Regions from separate parts of the Mus musculus genome. Here region 1 is linked to region 2. Evidence: chromatin loops called from intact Hi-C (ENCODE). Cell type or tissue: heart. All regions are shown on one strand. Links, peaks and the distances in the headings refer to the core of each region. The heading gives the core; the rest is flanking DNA.

Region 1 (5,518 bases), core at 234-5,233, 130 kb before region 2:
ATGCCTCAGTACAGGGGAATGCCAGGGCCAAGAAGTGGGAGTGTGGGGGGTGGGGTGGGGCAGGAGTGTGTGTGGGACTTTTGGGATAGAATTGGAAATGTAAATGAAATAAATACCTAATTTTTAAAAAAGGGAAAAAAACCCTTGCAGATTAATAAAAATATCACATAGTGAGGTTAACCAGACCCAGTGTCTATGCAGCTCAAGGGGCTTCTGTCTACGTAGAGCAACTTTTCTGAAACCGTGCTGTGCTGAGAGTCAAAGGCAAGATCTACAAGATTTACAAGATGTCGTGCCCAGCACCAGGAAGAGTACACTAAACAGAAGTAAAAATAGCTTCAGAGTGGATGTGGAGGCCAGGCAGTAATGGAGGTCTGGATGGAAATTAAAATGCTACCGCCCCGTGTAGACCTGTCTAATAGTTTCTTAGCAGTGAGCACCAGAACTTCCTCCTGAGCTAGCAGCCTTAATCCCAGTTGAAGGACTTGAGATCAATTCCTGAGAAGACCCTGCATGTAGTGCTGATGGCAGCACTGTTCAAAGTAGCCACAAGGTGGAAGCAACCCTGCAGATACTGCAGTGCCATGGGAGACAGAGCCATTGCTCTGTGGAGAAGGTCCCTGGGCTACTGAGGGGCATCACAGGAGAGCTCTCTCTGCTTCTTCATAGAGAATGTCTGCCTATGGCTTCCAGTGACTCAGAGGGGATTTTGTAAGGAGGTTGATGTCACCTTCCTTCCCGTCCCTGGATTGGTTTGTGAAGATGGTTGTCAGCCTAGCGTCAGCAAGGCAGATGAAAGAGTGTTTGAAAATGGAACAAGAATCCCACTGTGTGCACAGAGACAGCAGCCCTGCTCTCTGGCAGAGTTGATTCTCTGTCTCTTGAGAGGAGTTGCAGCTTCAGGACCCTTCCCTTGAAGCTTGAAAGCAGAGGTAATAAATCCCTTTGGAACGCAGTCTGGTAACCTGCAGAAAGTGTCCAGATTTTGCTTTGAGACCAATCCTAGAAATATAAGCTTCTTTGAAACTTGCTTCCTTTTGTATAAGCATTTGGACTCCTTAGGGTCTAGTATATTTCCTCATAACAATTTCTAAGCTCACATTGTGTGATTATGCCCACGAAAAAACTCACAAAACAAGTCTGTTTGTTTTCTTAATAATTCATGCTCATTTATTAATGTTCTCCCAAGTCAGTCCGTGTCTATGACTGTTTGAAGGTACATGCACTCCTGAGTGGGTAGATATTTCTTTCCACTACACATCCTCTGCTGTGTTAGGTGACCACAGATCTCAGCAGCTGGATTGCCTTGGGCTGTGCTTCTCCCATGGCTCCTGCAACCTTTCCAGCCTCCCTTCCTCTTTGTGGGTGCCTGCTCCTGGCCTCTGGCTTTGCCCAGGCAATGACGCTGCTGGTGGTGCCTTTGGGTGGGAGCTATTGGTTCACCATGCAGATAGTTGTGGAGAAACTAATTCACAGAGGGCATGAGGTTGTGGTAGTCATACCAGAGGTGAGTTGGCAGCTGGGTAAATCCCTAAATTGTACAATGAAAACATACGCAGTCTCTCACACTCTCGAGGATTTTTACCGAGTGTTTACTGAATCTCAATGGAAAATCCAAGAAGAGGGAACACTTCTTCTACTGAAGAGTCCAGCCAAAGTTTTCTTTGAACTCTTATTTTCATGCTGTAGGGGTTTGTTTAACGACAAGAAGTTAGTGGAGTACTTTAAGCAGACTTCTTTTAATGTTGTGTTTTTGGATCCTTTTAATGTCTTTGGCTTAATTGTAGTCAAGTGTTTCTCTCTCCCATCCGTGGTCTTTAGCAGGGGAATATTTTGTTAATATCTTGAAGATGGCACCCAGTGCCCCAGGCCTCCCTCTTTTGTCCCCAGAGCTCTCTTGAAATATACAGACACCATGAGTTTCAAGAAGAGTGTGGAACCTTCTCGTCTACATGGGGGAGAGTGCATTTTGTCATACTTTTTTCAAAAGTGCTGCAGATATTGCCTCTGACGTTCTCCAGACCCCAGTGTCTATGACAGACCTCTTCTGCCCAGCGTCCATTTGGTTGTTAGGCAGAGACTTTGTCTTGGAGTTCCCCAGACCCATGATGCCCAATGTGATCTATGTTGGTAGGATCAACTGCCACCAGGGAAAGCCACTTTTCAAGGTACACCATCTTCCCTTTAGCACATGAAGAGCTCGGCTTTGGATGATAAAGTTATTCCTTGCTGGATGGTGGTTTGGCATTTATGTTCTTCTTTTTCAGTTCTTTTGATGGATTTCTTTTAACCATTCACACTTAACTGTGCGTTTGTGCAGCTGATAAATCTTGCTTACGGATGTGTGTGTACCGCTGACATTCTCATTTATAATCACCAGCCTGCATTGCTTTTGGCAAAAGAGTGAGAGACACAGTAAGAAATGAAGGGTCACTTAGCTTATTCCTGTCCTCTCCCTCTTTCTGTGGAGCTGCTTCAGTCTCTGACATCTGTTTCCTTAGCTAGTGGGGCCATTTGCATTTCCTCCATTGGAAATTACACACTCACATCTTTAACCAAAGTTAGCAAAGACCCTGTCTCATTTGGGGATAGTAACACTCAGACTTTCATGTATGTGCTGCATGCTTTTTAGGGCTTTTTGTTTGTTTGTTTATTCCTTGTTGATTCTTTTCTGGCTGTTTTCTTTTGATCTACATGGTTTTTATTTGTGTGAGTCTAAATTGGTTAACTTGCCCTTTTGCTTTGAATGGTAATTTTTTCTTAAAATATTTTAGATTTCACCATGATTGGCTTTCTGTGAATCTCAAATATCTGAATGGTTTTATCACTTATCCTGTGTGGGTGTTTAAATTCCTGTAATGTGATTCCTGTAATTATATTTTTTAATCACTTTTTTTTAACATTTTCAAACAGAATAGAATTACATCATGACTCCCCTCCTATCTTATCTTCTCTCCAACCCTACCTGTGTTTTCCCAGTCTCAAACTGATACTCTCTTCTTTGCTAACTATTTTTCTGCATGCACGCACGTGCGTGTTTGTGTGTGTGTTTAACAAAAGTACAGGTATAGGCTGCTGAGTCTGTTTTTGTTGTTTGTGTGTATTTGGTATCAGGGCTGAACACTTGATATTGGACAATCAATCAAGGACTCGTGCCTGGGAGAGGTCAACTCTCCCAGTAGCCTGTAGTTCTTTGTCTAGGGGTGAGACCTTGAGAAATTCTCCCCCTTCCACGTTCATCTTGCCTTTGTTCTGGTTTCACTTACATGGAGAGGCAGGTTCACCACAGACTTCCTGGGGTTCTAACTCTTATCTTCTTTGTGACCCCTCTTTCACAATGTAGAGGAGCTGTGATGTTGATGCACCCATCCAGGGAGAGTCTGTTCACTGTCTGTGGCATGACTGTGCAGGTGGCGAGGTGGGTTGGGGAGGTGGCAAGCCTCCCCTTCATGCCTTGAAAGCAGAGGCAGCTTGCCTTTTCCTGAGCAGAGTCTAGTCGCCTGAAGAAATTGGACTGATTTTGCTTTGAAACCAGTTCCCGAAGTGCAAGCACTTCTGAAATTCACTTTCCTCTACCTGGGTGACACACATTTCTTCAGTTGCACAGACACCTACTACTTGGTGTCTCACACATTTCTTCACAAGGGTTTGTAAATTGCCCTGTGGCACATTGCCCATCTCCATCCAGTACTAACAGTTTAAGCTTTTCTTATTATGTAAACATATAAGTAGGTATCCCAAAGAGAACTGCTCATTTCTTATTTCTCTTATCGGTACCCACTGTCTGCGAGAATGCCCTGATGGCTTGTGAGTCCATGCCCTCCACAAGGGAAGGTTTGATCTTCCAGGATGAATCAGAGCAGCAAAGACCCAAGGCTGGATTGCCTAGGGCCTGGCTCCTCCCACAGCTCCTGGAGGGTTTCCAGCCTCCCTTTCTCTCTGTCTCTGTCTGTCTCTGTCTCTCTATCTCTCTCTCTGTCTCTCTCTGTCTGTCTCTGCCTCTCTGTCTCTCTCTGTCTCTGTCTCTCTGTGTATGTGTGTGTGTGTGTGTGTGTGTGTGTGTGTGTGTTTATGTGTCTGCTGCTGGTCTCTGGCTTTGCCCAGGCAGGCAGGCTGATGCTGGTGCCCATAGATGACTATCACTGGTTTACCATGCAGAGAAACTCAGCCACAGAGGGCATGAGGTGGTGGGAGTCATGCCAGAGATGAGTTGGCACCTGGTGCAATCTCTGAATTTATGGTAAAGTCTTAGTCAATGTCTCACACTCAGGAGGATCTGGACCACAAATTGAAGATTTTTATTGACAGGGAAAGACAGAGTAAGATAATAACTTTCTCTATTAATGACTTTATCAAATGGTGTTTTTGAATCTTTCTTCACACATGGAAGGAATTTGTCTAGTAACAACATGCTAGTGAGTACTTGAAGCAGATATCATTTGCTGCTGTGTTTCCCCATCCTTTTGCTATGTGTGGCTTGACTCAGCTAAGTACTTTTCACCCCATCCATGGCCTTCAACAGGGAACTCTTTTTGCCACCATCTTAAAGAGGGTGCTCAATGATTTTTTTGTTACATTCACAGAGCCCTTTTGGGATTCACTGATACCATGACTTTCAAAGAATGAGTGGGGTACCATCTCTGCTACATGTGGGAGTGTGCATTTTGCCCTTGTTTTTTCTATCCTGCCCTAGAACTTGCCTCTGAAATCTCAGATACCTGTCACAGTGCCTGACCTCTTCAGCCAAGTGTTCATTTGGGTGTTAAACACTGCTGTAGTGTTGTAGTTTCCCAGACCTGTGATGCGTAACATAGTCTTCATTGATGGTGTCAACTGTCATCAGGGAAAGCCACTGCCCTAGCTATATTTTCTCTCCTTCATGGAGAATGATCTGGATTGATGGGGTTCCCTCATGAATCCTTGCCTAGAATGTGTGGGGCCTGAGTTTAACTCCAGTAGCCCTACTTATACTGTATGGCTAGTTTTATGTCAATTTGACAAAAGCTCAGATCACTTCCAAAAGGGTCTCTCAATTAAGAAAATCTCTGTAAGAGATTTGCTTGCAGGCAATCTGTGGTGCATTTTCTTAATTAGTCCTTGATTTAGGAGTCCCAAATTCATTGTTGGTGCATCTGTAAGTAGGTTGTCCTGGGGTATGGTGTATAAGAAACAGGCTTTCCCATAAGGAATGACAGTAAGCAGCATTCCTCCCTGGTCTCTGCTTCAGTTCTTGCCTTCATGTTCCTGCCCTGCCTTTCCTTAGCAATAGACTATAAGCAAGTAAGACAAAATGAAACCTTTTGTTGTGTCCGGCCAGCAGATCACAGCCTGGGTTCTAGCCTGGAAAGGCATTTTGGAAACCTGGAAGAGAAGAGGGGCTAGCCAATGGGAGAAAGAAATGTAGCTAAGACAGGCAGATTCTGATCCAAGCTCAATTTTACTGTTCCGCACGCAGTTATGAAGCAGGGGAAGGGGGCATGATTCCCGCCAAATAATCTCATGATAATAATAATAATAA
Region 2 (5,518 bases), core at 151-5,150:
CTCGCATTTCCGCTTAAAACGCTTTGATGGGAAACCAAAGCGAAGGAAGCGAAAGGCAAGCAAGCGTTCAGAGCAATCCAGGCATTGGCAGCGCCGTCAGTCAGTTTGGTGAAGGAGAAAGTTTTTAAAAAAACCAAGATTGGACAAACTTGTCACTAATGGCAGTCTCTCCTACCCAGAAGGCAGCAGGTCACCCAATTCCACCATGTACCTGAGGGGCTAACACAGCTCATATTCCAAATACATACTGTTCTTAAGTTATATATTTGGGAGGTAGGGGGAGACACGTAGCATACATTTAACCTCATCTTGGGAGTCAGTGCTTTCCTAGGGCGATCTAGAAGCCCAGGACAGAGAAGCCCACGTACAGAGAACTCTGGAGCTTGAAGGAGCGCATCAGCCCCGTCACCCCCCAGCTAGCAGAACCAGTGAGGTACACTCAGTCCTTCTAAATCCCTCAAGGAAAACACAAGTTACTTAGAAAAATGGTGGGTCTGGAGATTTCAGATTATATTATTATAACAGAAACAGAAAAAATAAATTACACAGCACCCTCTATGCTCCAGGTTTTAGCAAGGACACACCGTTTCGTATTTGCAACCCGTGTGGCATGTAACTCCCATACCCTCTTAAAAGCCCACAGGACAGACTTACCATGTCCACTGTACAGACAGATATGCGAAGAGGAAAGTTCAGATGACTAACCCAGCTCTCTGCTCATGAAGTGGAACCAGCATGTGAATTCTGGGAGGTCTGATAGCACTGACCACTGTGGGACATGACCTTTCCAGAGGACACTGATGCTCAACTACAACGGCTAAGTCAAATCAAGGCTTTGCTGAATGGCCCTCTCCGTGGAATTCTACATTTAATCGCATAAAGTGCTAATGTTGCATGTTTGAAACTGAACTCTACAATACGTGCTAAGTGCATGCCCAGGTGAACTGTCAACACACACAAATGATTCCCTCCTGTTCTCTGCAGTTAGCTCTCTGCTCCAGTCTCCACCTTAAATCTGGACTTCAGTCTACTGCATGTTAGGAAAGGCCGCGCCAAAAACGTGTCTCTCAGAACAATCAACAAGATGAGGGATTCATGGCAAGCTTGCTAGGACATAGATTTGTTAACCGACAACTGCAGCCCTAGGTGTCTATGTGTTGGCCAGACCTCAGGGAGGGCTCTTATACCAACTTGTATAGTCTCAAACTCTTCAGCAACTTCACTGTTCTCATATAACTGACATCAGTTATATATCACTGACAGAATATATCATTGAAGACAGATGGGCAGTCCAAAATACTCCAGACACTGCCTACCCCTTCACAAACAGCCGCAAGAGCACAGAAAAGCCAAGAGTCAGACAGCACACTTATGGATTCCTATATTGCTGTGTCCTGATCCCATCCAGAGAAAAGCAACCTCTTTGTAGAATTAGTTCAGTTTCTGCTTATTTAAAATGCTTACCCAACACGTGCCCTGAACAGCCAATAAGACAAAAGACAGACTGCACTTGTAGACCCCTGGCAGACTGTGATCCGAAATCCGATTTTATCAATAAATTCAGACAAACATCAGGGATGGGTCTTAGGGAAGGATACGACCTCATCAAATAACAAACTTATCCCAGTTAGAGAACCGATGAGGTTTAAGGTAGTAAGTACACTCACAACATTAAATAAAATGCGTCAGAGGTGGCAGATAATGGGGACTGTCCAAAACAGATGGGTCTACATTTATACAGCAAAGCCCATGAGAGCGGAGCAGTCCTGGGTGCTGTTCCAATGGCCTGACAGGTACTCTGGTGATGTTATACACAACCATACGGCTTACCCATGATTGTCAACATCCTTATTTTACAGAGTCACTTGTACCGCTAATCAATTAGCTCGAACTTCCATGCCAGGCATTTTAAAAAACCAGGCTGCACTGTGTCTCCAGGCATTTCTTTCAGAGAAATTAAATTGGAAATCAGCAACTCAGGGATTCAAGGTCCCTAGGAGCAAGGGGGACAAATGCAGCATTGCAAATTCTAGGCCCACTGTTCTGGCCCAGTGCCAACAGGAAGGGAGGGCTTCGTACCCTGGGGCGTCTCGTAGGTTAACGTCCTCATCTCCACCAACGGGTCGTCCTCAAAGGGCTGGTTGTACTGCGGGGAAGGGAGAGCTGGTCAGACTCCGGGGCGCTGGATCCCCGCCCACCGCGCCCTGCCCGCCTCGGCCGCCGTCCCAGCCTACCTTCGCTATCAGCCGCTTCATTAACGTCTGGAAGCGGCTACTGCTTTCCTTAAGCTGCTGATGCAGCCTGCGGTCCTGCCGACCCATAGACTCCATGGCGTACGTGGCTCTCTGCCCGGCACTGCACCCGCCCAAGCCCGTCCACAGATCAAACGTGGCGCCCCGCGCGCTAATAGGGTCTTTCAAAAGTATTTACGCAACCGATCCTGCCCGCGTTTCCGGCCGCCGCTCCCAGGGAGCACTTCCGGTGGAAACGAGAAGGGGAGGGACGAGAGGGAGGGTCCGCCGGAGCGGGTGGAACATGCGCATTACTTCATGCGGCACTCCCGCGTCCCCTAGAGGCTTCTGGGTGAGTTGCCTGTCAAGGCTCCTTCCTGGATCTACCAATTTCCCAGCTCTTGGGAAGGCTTGGGGAAAGCCAGATCCAAATAACGGTCCTGAAAGGAGTCTGGAAAGCCAGTGTTCAAAAACAAGACGCGTGTAAATGTGCTGAACGATATTATAAACGTGACAGAATCTGTGATTTTTATCCTAGGGTTTTAAAATAAACTTTCTCTCCCATTTCTGATTATAGGCTGTTTCTTGATTGTTATCTTGTTCCTTGAGGGGGTAGGTAATTTGGTGTCCATTTTATGAGGGCATTTACTTCGATTAACATTTTAGAACATTTTCAGAATTTTTGGGAGGGGTTGTCTTCTGGCAGAGCTGGGGGATTGAACCCCACTAGTTGGTTTTACTGTGACTTCATAACAGCTACATTTGTTTGCGGGTATTAACGTGATTATCACGATATGGGAATTAATGGAATCATTACTGAGTATCAGGAAGTCCCTTGAGGTGCCTCTCTACTTCTCAGCCTGCCCCCATAATCTTTTCATGCTGTCCCATTGAAACTGAGGGAGGGAAGAAGAGCTTCCAGGCTCATAGACTGTGGATGCCCACGCAATGTATTTGCAACAAGCGCGGAAGTCTCTTTCAAGATCCTGGGCTTCTGGGAGGGCCGTCGGTCGTCCGACTCTCCTGGGATTGGATGGCGGTTGCCTCATCCAATCTGTCCCTACCCCAGTATGAACCTGTTGCCTGTGGGGATGTGAGAAGGTGTTGCTTCAGAACGTTGGTGGTGGCGTCAACTAGATATGCTGTTCTGTCTCCTGAGCACCTCCAAGCCTTCCCCATCCTGATGGCTGAACTTCTCTGCACTGCAAGCTTAAAGTAAAACTTTCCTTCCTTATTTTGCTTTTTGCTAGGTGTTTTCTCACATTAACAAGAAAATATCCGAGACTCTGTCAATTTACAGATAATTTTGACTTCACATAGATCATTCACGACTACTGTGTTAGAAAGAGGCATTAATAGCTCATCAAAGTATGTTTAGTCAAATAGGCGGAGAAGGTTTCAGAATACTGATTGTCATTGAGAAAAATCAATTAAAGCATTTACATATACAAAACAGAACAGGTAATTTGGCCCAAATACTTATGAAAGTTAAGAGGGACCAAATTAAGTATTAAATAATAATAAATATAATATTGTAATAATAAATCTTACCAAGGGTTAATGATAAGAACATTTAGTAAGAAAGCCCTTCAGGGAAAAGGACAAAGGTCAGAAATTGTCAACAAGAGAGGAGGTGCAATGGGCAGTGCTCTGTCTCAAAACTAAGTTAAGGATGAGCAAGAACAAGGTCTGAGGGCGGACATAGGAAGGTGCCACATTTAAACCTATTGCTTTGTAAGTTAACTTACGAAAGTTAAAAGGGACCAAACTAAATAGTCATGTCCAGTCTAGGAGGTTAGCATAATTAACAACAGCCACAAATATTAACTATCAGGGTGAGCGTGAGGAAATGGATCTCTAACCCTTCAGGAGAGCCTTTGTTATGCAATGTTTCCAGAGGAAAGTGCAGCATGGTGTAAAATGGGCTTTCAAAAAACACACCGTACTTTGATGCCATGGGTCAACATTTTGAAACCTAAGCAATGAAAGACCTTGGCAGGAATTTAGCCTGGGGGTGTTTACAAATCTCTAACCACAGTATTTAGTATTGTGAGTGTGCTGGGGATGAGAGTGGGGGTGTGGGAGTGTGTGAGGTTCCATTAAGTTTTGAAGAACTGCATTCATTGACATTTAGAATGACAGGACAGAGAGGTCTCAAATGGAGTTTCTAAACATGTTTTGTACCGGTACTTTAAAAGTGTCTGTGTTGTGGCTGGAGATATGACTCAGCACTTAAGACCCGCACAGCTCTTGCATAGGACCCAAGTCTGGTTTCCAGTACCTTTGTCAGGATGTTCACAAAAAGCCACAACTCCAGCTCTGGGGGACACGTTCTGACCCCAATCGGCACCCACACTCACATGTAGAAACCCCCTATACAAATTAAATATAAGAAATCTTTGAAAATGTATATTGTTAAAGAAATGTTAGAGGCTACAAATGGTCAAGGTCTGAGTGCAAAAAATGTTCCTTGCAATCTTGTGTAAACTAGGGAAAAGGGTAAGTAAGATAGTGGGAGAAGAGATAAGGTTTGTGTAGACTCTTGGTCTTATTTCGGCACTGCATGATAACAGGATTGAGATAACGTTTTAAATCACTACTGATTTAATTGCCTGTACCTAGACCCTTGTCTCTGTTAATTTTAAACTTTATGTATGGCCTTGCTATAACTGCATTCTGATTTGCTTTTGTTAAACCACTTGCTTGCTCTGCCTGCCCAGCAACAAATATTGTATAAGAAAGGACTATGTTCTCTACCCAGTGTGTGCCTTCTGCCGAGCAGAGTGTTGCCTGGCCGTAATAAAGCTTTCTGGACTCTTCACTGTTGTGGGGGTCAGTCTGTTTTGTGAGGTGAATTGCCAGTGATCTCATCTGCACATAACATCTGTACTTTCACGATGCGAGTATGCGTTTATGAAAGCGTTTCCAGGATATATTCATATCAACGATGGTGTGATGGAACACTTTTAGCATTAGTTTTCTTCTGCCACGTTTTCCAGAATGGGTGCCTGTCTGTGCAAAAATGAACCTGTGTTATTCATGGAACAGCGAACACGGACAGGCAATCACATATTTTCCCCTTCATCATACAAATCAGAGTCCTTTTATCCCAGTGGGACACACGGAGGCTCCAGACATTTTAACCCTGACTCCACAGAGCTGGGTCACGTTTTACCATCACGGCCCCCTCACCCCCGCCCTACCAGAAGTGTGGATTTCTTCCCCCAGAGAAAATGGGGCTAGGGCTTCGGTGATACTTCTGCTCCACCTTCATGTGGTAGAAAATT

What was found. A loop is a pair of places that touch in the nucleus more often than their neighbours do. Peaks named below come from ENCODE experiments on the same cell type or tissue, not always from the same donor. Only the 100,000 strongest peaks of a DNase experiment are listed, where the experiment ranks them.
Region 1: it touches region 2 in a loop (2.3-fold over the local background); 19 of 42 quality-filtered maps call a loop at or near these places.

Annotation. Positions count from the first base shown.
Region 1 is chr1:88,149,714-88,155,231 of GRCm38, forward strand. The region is part of intron 1 of Ugt1a10 (UDP glycosyltransferase 1 family, polypeptide A10); the gene reads left to right. All of the region lies in intron 1 of Ugt1a9 (UDP glucuronosyltransferase 1 family, polypeptide A9), which reads left to right. The region is part of intron 1 of Ugt1a8 (UDP glucuronosyltransferase 1 family, polypeptide A8); the gene reads left to right. The region is part of intron 1 of Ugt1a7c (UDP glucuronosyltransferase 1 family, polypeptide A7C); the gene reads left to right. It also overlaps Ugt1a6b, Ugt1a6a, the pseudogene Gm15374 and the pseudogene Gm15371. Among named protein-coding and RNA genes, the nearest start is that of Ugt1a5, 14 kb to the right of the region's middle. In heart, for the core only: no CTCF peak of the experiment used is centred there; no DNase peak of the experiment used is centred there.
Region 2 is chr1:88,275,140-88,280,657 of GRCm38, forward strand. Hjurp (Holliday junction recognition protein) reads right to left here and starts at 2,440. Exons shown (of 8, transcript NM_198652.2): 1 at 2,235-2,440; 2 at 2,080-2,146. The coding sequence starts at 2,330. In heart, for the core only: a CTCF peak has its summit at 2,586; DNase peaks (open chromatin) are centred at 732, 2,482 and 3,142; H3K4me3 peaks cover 2,544 bases; H3K27ac peaks cover 2,184 bases.